Regions from separate parts of the Mus musculus genome. Here region 2 is linked to region 1. A link is a contact called in ENCODE Hi-C or POLR2A ChIA-PET data. All regions are on one chromosome and are shown on one strand. Each heading gives the region's core, a stretch centred on a gene start or an enhancer-like site at or near the end of the contact. The rest is flanking DNA. Distances are from core to core; before and after follow the strand shown.

Region 1 (5,555 bases), core at 300-2,799:
TTCTTGTGGCCCTGCTAGCCACAAGAATATGCATTAGTGACCTTCTAAATACAAACACTTAACAGTGACTAAATGCAACTGGAGGAGCCAATGGTTGGTCAAAGGTGCCTACGCATTGTTGGTATACTGTAGTTCCTGGGTCCAAGTTCAACCCAAGATTTGAAGGAAGACTTGGTTGGGTATCCTAGAGAAAACCAGCTATGTTACAGATTCTTAGATGTAACCTGGGTTGTATGAGAAAATTAAGGTTATTTTAATAATGGTATTTGGAGGATGACTGTTTTATACATACATACACACACACACACACACACACGTGCACACACACACACACACGTGCACACACACACACACACACAGAGAGAGAGAGAGAGAGAGAGAGAGAGAGAGAGAGAGTCTCAAGTGTCCCAGGCTGGTCTCAAATTCATTACACAACCAAGGATGGCTTTGAACTCATGATCCTCCTGTCTCTAACGCCCAAGGAGTAGGTTTACAGGAGTAGGCCATCATACTTACCTTTAATAATGTTGGGGGTGTGTGTGCAATGGGGAATTAAGATTTGTTACTTAATGTGTATGTGTGGATTTGTGTGGATTTATGCATGTGAGTGTAGTGCCCACAGAGGCCAGAAGAGGGCATCAGATCTCCTGGGAGTTTATAGGCTGTTGTGAGCCACCAGACTTGGGTGCTGAAAATTATTGGCCTACAGAAGAACAGGGAGAGCTGGAGAGATGGCTCAGCGGTGAAGAGCACTGACTGCTCTTTCAAAGGTCCTGAGTTCAATTCCCAGCAACCACACGGTGGCTCCCAATCATCTGTAATGGGATCTGATGCCCTCTTCTGGTGTGTCTGAAGACAGCTATGGTATGCTCATATAAATAAAAATAAATCTTAAAAAAGAAAGAAAGAAATCTTATAGAAGAACAGGGACTACCCCCAATCAACCACCAGGTCATCTCTGCAGCCCTATAAAAGCTTTGATGATTGTGTTTTCCCTGACTTTGAACCCAGTACTGAATACATCATACACTACACATTTCAAACAGACAAATGAATATTTTCAAAGCCTCCGTGTATTTTAGATGATGTTGGATGACTGTATGAGGTGCCTGAGCCTTATACCTATGCAGCCCTGTCCTCTGGATGGGGCATGGGTCACTCGCTCTAGGCAGGGCTGCCACCTATCTCTAGGTGAACTCTGAGAAACCTCAAAACCTTCCTCAGAGGCCAAGTCACCAGGACCCAGCTTAACTTAACCATGAACTTGAGTTGTACCCCCAGCCACTGCCCCAGTGCCACACCCCAGTAAAGCTGTCACGGGAAAGCCCAAGGAAAAAAGGAAATGAACGTTGGAGGGGGAGGGGGTCAGAAGAAAATGTCTGCACCTTCGTTTCAGTTGGGTGGCTGTGGTCTGGCTGATTCATCCAGGGCTCCACAGATAGGTCAGAGCCCCAGCTCCACCTAGCTAAGCTCACATCTACCATCACACGCTCCTGCTTCCTGGGTCCTCTGTGATACCTGACCTTCCTGCTGGGGCAAGGCCAAGACATCCTTATTCCATCTGGTTTGGCTTAGTTGATGTTGCTGGGGCTCTGGCTAAGAGACCTAAGGGATCCAGGATGCAGGAGGCCCTCGTATGCTATGAGTGGTGGGAAAACATACTCCCTACCACCACTACTTCCAAGACACATGTGCATGTCACTCACAACCAGTTCAGAAGCCCCACCCTCTGTGTTACTACCCCCAAGACTATGTATAAGGCACTGTCTCAATAGGAACCTAGTATCATATCTCACACCCCCGATGGGACATACACATGCCAACCAAGCTGGCCTCAAACTCATAGAGGTCCATCTGGCTCTGCCTCCCCTCGTATTGGGATAAAAGGCGTGAGCCACCAGGGCTCTTGGCATTGGGCTCTCAATACTGACCATGAGTTCAGCTGTTTGGCCTGTGAACTTCCATTCTTCATGTGTGAAGTAAGAAACCCCAGCACCTGCCTATTACATGTGCATGTATGTGCACACATGTGCATGTATGTATTACACACGTGCCGGACACTGGACAATCCTGGGTGTCAGTCTCAGGACAGTCAACTGCTCTTCTGAGGCAGGATCTCTCAATGGCCTGGAGATCGATCGCCACCTGGGCTAACTGGCTGACCAGGGAAGCCCTAGGATTCTGTCTCTGCCTCCTTGGCACTAGATGGCACATAAGGAATTTGCATACGTGTTGTGAGGCTCAAATTCACACCTTCATGCTTGTGAGCCAAACACTGCACTGACTGAGCCAGCCATCTTCCAGCCTTTTGTACTGTTTTTCTTTTCTGAGACAGGGTTCTATGCATCCCAGACTGGCCCCAAGTCCAAGGGTGACCTTGAACTTCTCCTGCCTGTACTTCCGGAGCACTGGTTACAGTCATGGGCCACATCCAGTTTTTTGTGTTCCTGAAGACTGAACCCAGAGATACCTTATGCCAGGTCTCGTCCAACTGAACAACATCCTCCAGCTCCTTGTAGGATGAGTGTGAAGAATAAGTAATAATCGAGTTAATAAACATACAAATGGAAGGAGAATAACACCTTGTGTAAACTGAACTCTGACCTCCAAGCACAGGCTCCCATACACTTCATACACTTTGCCCACACACACACCACACACTCTGTGTATGTGTATGTATATACATATACATATATATACACATATGAATATATACACACACACACATACATACATATATGTTTTTTTAAAGAAAGAAAATGTATACAGTATATGCTCATGAGGAACACCCAAAAGGACTCCCAGCAGTTTTGTCTGAGGAAACTTTCTGAGGACCACCCAGAGGTACCAAAGTCAAGTTCAGTGGTTATACTAAGTCTGAGCCGACTCAAAAAAAGACTATCTCTCCAGAGATCCAGAGATCTGAGAGGCAGATTTGGTTGGTCTTGTGGACTAAGTCAATCAAAGAAAAGACAGATGCTGGCCCTAGGACCAGCAGGTACCAGCTGACTGGGAAGAAGGGAGGACTTAGGGACTGTACTAAGTGTCTGCTCTTGCTTGGTCATCTAGTATATCTGAAGGCCCGTGACCCCCAAGACCCTTCCCACTGTGGTTCGTGGGTCTGTACGGGACATGTCTTAGGAGGAGGGGAGAACAGAGAGGAAATAAGAGGCAGCCTTCTGAGCCACTGAGTGCAAAGAGCCTTCCCTTCCTAAGGTCCCCAAGACATCTTGGTGTGGTTCTCTTGCTAAAGATCCAACCCCTCCCAGGGTCTCATTCAAATTGGGCTCCAATCACAGCAAGCTCTGAAAATGAGCTCAGGAAAGATTCTGTGACAGCAGACAGAAATCTTCAAGGGACAGGCGGATGGGACCTACAGGTGCCCTCTCCTCCCCTAGCAGGGCCCCCCTCCTCCAGCTGGAGCTTAAGTTGATGCTCAAGGCCTGCATGTGTCTTGAGGCCCCGGCCCTGACTTCCTTTCCCAGAACTCAAGAGAGCCCAGGGGAGGGGCAGGGAGGAGCAGCCTGGAGAGAAGGGAGCAGAGATCCGGAGGAGGGTGGGCTGGAGCAGAAAATGCTGGGGCCAGAATCGGGAGGTTCTGGGATTGCCCCAACTTCAAGGACTCTGTCCAACCTTCTCCCCAAAGGCCAAAACTTTCAGGTCTATTTTTACTCTAGAGGAAAAAGGGCTGTGAGGCCAGAGCTCGGGCTGGGTGGTAGAGCATTTGCTGAGCACACACCAAGCCCTGGGATCCATCTGCAGCACCATTTAAACTAGGTCTGGTAGCGCATGCCTTGTAACCTTAGCCCTTGGGAGGGAGAGGGAGGAGGATCAGAAATTCAAGGTCATCCTTGACTGCGGAAGAAGCGTAAGGCTAGCCTGGGCTACGTGAAACCATGTCTTAAACAAAACAAAACCCATGCTGAAGAGAAGTAGCACACATACTTCTAATCTTAGTACCAGGGAGTCGGAGGCAGGCACTATGAGTTCAAGACCAGCCTGGTCTAAAAAAGGGAGTTTCAGGTCAGTCAGAATTGCATAGTAAGGTCTTGTATCAAAAAATAAAAAGTGTGTGTGTTTATATGTGTGTGTGTGAGAGAGAGAGAGATGGAGTCATAGGCGAGATGATGAAGAAAGAAACCAAAACTGGTTTGGGATTAACCCCCATGCCCACCCTAAGGAGTAGAGGCTGGAAAATGACTTCTGCTGTCAAGAAGACAGTAACTATCACTCATCAGAAGCCATGGCCTGCCTGGCCCAGGGCAGGACTTCGTATTATCTCTTAAGTCGAATGCAGGTTAGACTCTTTACCCAGCCATATCCTATGCCTCGTTTCCTCACCTGCAAAGGCAGAATAATGCCTGTCTTGCCTGGGATGTAGCTGAGTGACAGAGTACTTGCCAATATGTACAAAGGCCTAGGTTTGAGCCTCAGCATACACACAGACACACACAGACACACAGACACACAGACACACAGACACACACAGACACACACACACACACACACACACACACACACACACACACGCAAGCGTGTGTGCTTGCTTCATTGGGCTGTGAGGCCATTAAGATGCTCCTTAGCATATAGTAAACATTTAGCTGGTACTAGCCACCATGAGGGAAGGGTCACAGGTGAGGAAACAGACACCAGAAAGGAACCTAGCAAGAACCAAGCCAGGCAGCTTATCCATAGGGACTGCTCTCTGGCCCGACCACCATAGAATGAAAATGGATGGTGAATCCCCATTTGATGCCAAACAGCCCTATCAGTCTGCCAGCTGAGCTGTGTGAAACTTAGCAAGAAGCTTAACTTCTCTGTGCAGCGGCTTCTTGGCCTGTCTCCTATGTCCCTTGAGCTGACGGTGGTTAGGAAAGAATGAATTATTAAGTCTTTGGAAATACTAGCCAGACTCTGTTCCAGGGCTGTTCACTGTGGCCATCTTGCTCACTGTGGGCCGAGTCTGCTGTGTCCTGTAGCCCACTGACCGTAAGGCCTTCTTAGTTCTCTGTCTCTGTCTCTGAAACAAGCTCTTGCCCAGTAGTCCTGGCAGGCCTGAGCTTGCCATGGAGGCCAGGCTGGCTTCAAATTCCCAGAGATCCACCTGCCTCTGCCTTCCTAGTGCTGAGACTAAAGGCCTGCGCCATCAAGCCAAGCAAGCAATAGCCCTTAACGGGTCTGACCGGCTGCAATAAGATCTGGCCCGGATACAGGAAGAACCAGCCCCACCTTCAAAGAGGCATGGCTAAGTCTCTGCTTTCTAACCTCAGGAGAGGCTGCTGGGGAATTTTACCCAACAAGGGAGAACTAATTCTTTCAGAAAGGTGTGGCTTCCGAGGCCCTTAACAGGCAACAATGTAAGTGTTAGACCCTTTGAAAGGTAGGAAGGGTCATTCCAGAGTAGCTTCCCTGAAAATGTGCTGGCGCCTGCTGACACTTGGGTCCCTCGGAGGCAAGGACGACGGAAGGTCAGGAAGAGTTGTGGGAGGGCCCCTGCCTGCGCAAAGGAGCACCTTCTCCCAGCGCTGCACACTTGGGCCAGAGCACATTTTATG
Region 2 (5,234 bases), core at 1,511-4,010, 52 kb before region 1:
GGCTGGTCTTGAACTCCCGCCTCAGCCTTCCAAACGGTAGGATCATAGGTGAGTGCCACCAGGCTCGACATCATCTGCAAGCGATTCAGAAACAGCTGAGAGCTGTAGGACTTTCCCTAGGCAGGACTCAAATTCTTTTTTCTTGTACCTCTGCATAAAGAGTTTTATCTTCACACTACTGAGCCTGCTGGTAGATGTCTCTGAGCCCAGCATTTAAGCGGTAAAGAAGCAGGAGAACCGGAGACCCAGGGGCATCCCCAACTATGCATTGCATTTAGAGCCAACATGGGCTACAGGAGACCCCGTGTCAAAAAACAAAACCAAATAAATCCAGTCACGTTTACGAATCTCTGGGGGTTCAAGGCCAGCCGGGTCTACTACACAGTGAGTTCCAGGCCAACCAGAGAAATGTAGTAAGACCCCCTCCACCACCACCACCACACCCCACACACACACCCCCGTCTCAAAAAAACAAACAAACCTGCCAGGCTGTGGCAGCTCGTGCACTTGGGAGGCAGAAGGCAGGCGGCTCTCTGAGAGTTCGAAGCCAGCCTGGTTGAGAGAGCTAGTTCTAGGACCGCCAAGATTACGAAGAAAAACCCTGTCTTGAACCCCCACTCCCACCCCCCCAAAAAACTAAAACAAAAAACAAACAGCAAAACAAGCCCACAACTTCCTGCATCAGCACACTGCCTCTGGGTGCTTCCTCGTGCCTTTTCATACTGGAAATTCCCAGGGGCCAGCCCCCTCCTACACTGGATATAATTCCTCTCAAATCAAAAATCTACTGGGTCAAGCCTCTTCATCCATAACAATAACCTTATTATCAGAGGGCAAATGCGTTTCCTAATTTATTAATGTATTCTCTCATTTGCAGTTGCCCCCTTAGCTCTCCACAGCGTGAATAATTGAGAATTTACAGAATCCCGGGGTTGGGCCAGGACAGATGAAAGGAAAAGCAAGCCAAACTTAGTCACTCATGACTACCGCTCCAGCCTTTGGGAGATGAAGTCAGGAGGATCAGCAGTTCAAGGTCATCTCCGGCTGGGTAGGAGTTCAAGGCTAGCCTGAGAAACAGGAGACCCTGCCTCCAAAAGGAAAGAGAAGAGAAGAGAATCTGGGTGTGGCGGTACACACCTATAGTCCACCACGTCATGCGTGGGGACAAGGCTTTGGGATTATCCCACAGTCCAGCCTGGACCTCAAAGTAAGACTTGGAGGCGAGAGAGACAGAGAAGGGGCTGAAGAGAGAGACACAACTCAGTGGCTAAGAACACTGGCTGTTCTCAGAGAGGATCCGAGTTCAGTTCCCAGCACCATATGGAGGCTAGCGGCCCTCTATACCTCTAATTCTGGTGGATCCACCACCCCTCTTCTGGCCTCTTTACATGGTATCTGCACGCATGTAAGCATGTACACATGCATATGTATGTGAGCACGCATACACACACACACACACAGACACACACAAATTAAAATAATCTTAGGTTGTCTATGGTGGTGCATTCCTCTAGTCCCAGCAATGAGGAGGCAGAGGTGGGTTGATCTCTGTGAGTCTGAGGCCAGCTTGGTCTACAGAGTGAACTTCAGGTCAGCCAGGGCTTCATAGAGAGACCTTATCTAAAAAAATGTGTGTGTATGTGCCTGATCAAGCATGTTTGCTGGGCTAGGGAGATAGTGAGTGCTTGCCTTGTAAACGTAAGTACCCCAATTTGATCCCCAGAACCCAAGGAGACAGGCCCATGTAAATACGATATTTTAACATACATTTCATAGATCACAAATTTGTTTTAATACATATTTAAAGTTGACTAAGAGAATACTAATATTATATTTAAATAACTTTAGCCCAGACTAGATCTTCTTCTCAGCAAACTCAACCCCTAGAAAAAACTTTTTTTTTCTTTTGGTTTTTCAAGACAGCGTTTCTCTGTATAGCCCTGGCTATCCTGGAACTCACTTTGTAGACCAGGATGGCCTCGAACTCAGAAATTTGCCTGCCTCTGCCTCCCATGTGCTGGGATTAAAGGCATGCGCCACCACCGCCTGGCTAGAAAAAACTTTTAATGCCCAAATACATTGTTATGTTACTCATGTTTAATTTTTATTCATTTAATTTTAGAATTTTTTTAGAATTGTTTCATACTTCACACACACATACATACATACATACACACATATTCACTTTACTAATTTTAGTTTTCTGAGACAGGGTTTCTCTGTGTAGCCCTGTCTGTTCTGGAATTAACTCTATAGACAAGGCTCAAACTCACAGAGATCCACTTGCCTCTGTCTCTGGAGTGGTGGGATTAAAGACTATCCTCATATTACAGATGAATAACCAGAGCATAGGGAGGTGAAGTAAACTACCTAAGGCTCCCAGCCAGTAAGAGGTGCAGGGAGCAGCCAGTGTGGTGGCACACACAGTCCTTTCATCTCAGAGCTCTGGAGGCAGAGGCAGGCAGATCTCTGTGAGTTCGAGGGCAGCCTGGTCTACAAAGAGAATTCCAGGACAGCCAGGGCTACACAGAGAAACCCAAAAAGAGAGATAGAGGTAGGATGGGACCCTAGATCATCTGAGTCCATGATTAGGATTTAATGACCAAACTAAGTGGATCAGAGCTGTGCAGACTGGCAGCAGCCAGAATCAGGGACAGGAAGGAAGGAAGCCTGCTGTTGTTCCTAGGCCCAGTGAGGAGGCAGAGGAAGCTGAGTCCCAGGGAAGACAGGCTGAGGGCCAGAGCCGACCACAGCCGACCACAGCCTGCAGACTTCCTGGACTCCCTGGCTGAGGACTGAGAGACAAGGACAGCGGAACTCCTCCAGGAAGAGAGCACATTTTTGAGGAATTTTTGTCTTTGTTGGGTCATCTCTGATTTCAAACTCTTGGTATCTTCCTAGACTCATGAAGAACATAGTGAAATAGACAATAGGCAGAGCCTGGGTGGTTCTCTCTCTCTCTCTCTCTCTCTCTCTCTCTCTCTGTCTGTCTTTCTGTCTGTCTCTGTGTCTTTGTCTCTCTCTGTCTCTCTCTGTCTTCCAGGTAGGGAGATCTACTCAGGCTTGGAAAGCAGGAGCCCTGGAAGTCAGATTACCAAATAGCTCCTCTTTTTTTCTAACTAAGAAGCATGAAGCTCATTTGTACCATTCCTCCTCATTCCCCCTGCAGCTCATCAAAAACAAAAGACGGTATTAGGGGCAGGCTGGAGAGAAGGCTTAGGGGATTATGATCTTTCGTTGCTCTGGCAGAGGACCCAGGTTTGGTTCCCAGCATCCACGCGGTGGTTCACAATCATGTGTAACTCCAGTTCCAGGGCACCCTAGGACCTCTTCTGACCTCCCAGGGCATCAAACAAACAACACACGTGTATGTATGGCACACACACACACACACACACACACCCCACACACACAAAATATTAACAAATGCTTAAACAGAAGTTCGGTATATAAGCAAGTCAGCATTTTCAGATGTCCTATATGAATGAAAAGAAAAAAAAAAAAAGGACTGGTCCCAGGTTTAGGAAATGGATGAATGATAAGAATGATTTAAAAACAACAACAACAAAATGGACATGACCTCCTAGGTACATCCAAGGAGAAAGTTTATTGTAGGTGTGTTGAGAGCACAGCCAGAGGCAAAGCCATCTAGGAGAGTCCAGACCTTTGTGATGAGAGGGGGAGGGGGGAAGGGAGAGGGTAGAGAGGGAACCGTGTGAGCAGCCAAGAGGTCCAGGGTACAAAGAGAGCAAGGTAACCAAATGCCCAGCCCCCTAGGCTGTGGAGTTCAGGGTAGTGGGTAGGGTATGCCAGCCAGGAGGGCCCTGTGACAGGCAGGGGCTGAAAGATGCAGGGAGAAGCTGGAGGCCAGAGTCTGCTTTGATATGCTAAACAGGCACTGCAGCCATTTGTCCTGGGTTGGAAACCTAACCCAATGAAAGGCTTTTAATGGGACAGCCTAAGGGTGATTGTTAGCCCTACCACTCCCCCCGCCCCCTCCAGACAGGGTTTCTCTGTGTACCCCTGGCTGTCCTGGAACTCACTCTGTAGACCAGGCCAGCCTCGAACTCAGAAATCCGCCTGCCTCTGCCTCCCAAGTGCTGGGATTAAAGGGTGCACCACCACCGCCCTGCGGCCCTACCACTTTTGAGTTTAAGAAAAGAGATGGAGCCTCAGTAGCTTCATCTGCAGGATGGGGCTCCCCAATTCAGCCTACAAGCACGAGGCAAGTGCTGACAGAGGAAAGGAAAGGCAAGGACTGTGTCCTGAAGTGGGGATCCCACAGACTTCTGCTCCTGGGTGCCAGGCACTGTTAGTGGCTAGAAATCCAAGACCCTGGTCTAGGTTCTCTGTGAGCTACTGAAGGAGAAAGAGACTCACTCAACCAACATGGTAAGAAGTCGATTCTTAGGGCAGCAAAGGCAGTTCTAAAAGAGGGAATGGGGTGGAGACATGGTTCAGAAGGGTCTATACCTGTATGGGTCAAACCTCCTTGGTAAACCACGATCTCCCCAAATATTTACATGACGATTCCTAACTGCAGCAAAATTACAGTTATGAAGTATCAACAAAAACGTTATGGTTGGGGGTCAGCATAACATGAGGAATGTATTAAAGGGTTGAAGGATCAGGAAGGCTGAGAATCACTGGTCTTTAGGTGATGGATCACACCTGCTGATTCACTCTTGCAACCCCTCAACTCAGGAGGCTTACTGTGGGTCCAGGCCAGCTGGGTTACAAGCATAAAACCTTGGTTTAAACCGGGCAGTGGTGGCGCACGCCTTTAATCCCAGCATTTGGGAGGCAGAGGCAGGCGGATTTCTGAGTTCAAGGCTGGTCTACAGAGTGAGTTCCAGGACAGCCAGGGCTACACAGAGAAACCCTGTCTCAAAAAACAAAAAACAAACAAACAAACAAAAAAAACCAAAACAACAACAACAAAACCTTGGTTTAAAAAAAAAAAAAAAAAAAAAAAAAAAAGGTCGGATTTGATAAGAAAGGAGTTCCTTGTTCCTTTTCTTTCTTTTTGATAAGGATCTCATCCTGTAGCCCAGGCTGACCTGGAATTCACTATATACCCAGGCTAGCTAGCATCAAACTGACAGACATCCTCCTGCTTCAGCTTCCCAAGCGCTAGGATTACAGATGTCAGCCACAATATCCTACTTGCCCCTTTCTTTCTCCTTCCTGAGGTGCTGGGGTTGTTCCCAGAGAGACTCAAGAACACAAGGCAG

Evidence for each region. Hi-C counts contacts between places; a loop is a spot of excess contacts on that map. ChIA-PET counts read pairs that join two places held with the same protein, here RNA polymerase II (POLR2A).
Region 2: a map of mature B cell shows a loop between it and region 1 (2.4-fold over the local background). The contact joins two enhancer-like sites. A Hi-C loop is called at or near these places in 6 of 37 maps with a recorded cell type or tissue (heart, mature B cell, mouse embryonic stem cell and 1 more). POLR2A ChIA-PET finds 5 or more read pairs at or near these places in 4 of 5 experiments (all embryonic stem cell).

Annotation. Positions count from the first base shown.
Region 1 is chr17:47,511,510-47,517,064 of GRCm38, reverse strand. It overlaps a transcript of Ccnd3 not described here. Among named protein-coding and RNA genes, the nearest start is that of Taf8, 12 kb to the right of the region's middle. Within about 2 kb of position 1,549, at least 1 of the 3 ENCODE cell types and tissues checked has a DNase peak (open chromatin) inside an H3K27ac peak, as active enhancers do; it is heart, where a contact is called at or near this core.
Region 2 is chr17:47,564,962-47,570,195 of GRCm38, reverse strand. It overlaps a transcript of Ccnd3 not described here. Among named protein-coding and RNA genes, the nearest start is that of Gm41590, 21 kb to the right of the region's middle. Within about 2 kb of position 2,760, at least 1 of the 3 ENCODE cell types and tissues checked has a DNase peak (open chromatin) inside an H3K27ac peak, as active enhancers do; it is heart, where a contact is called at or near this core.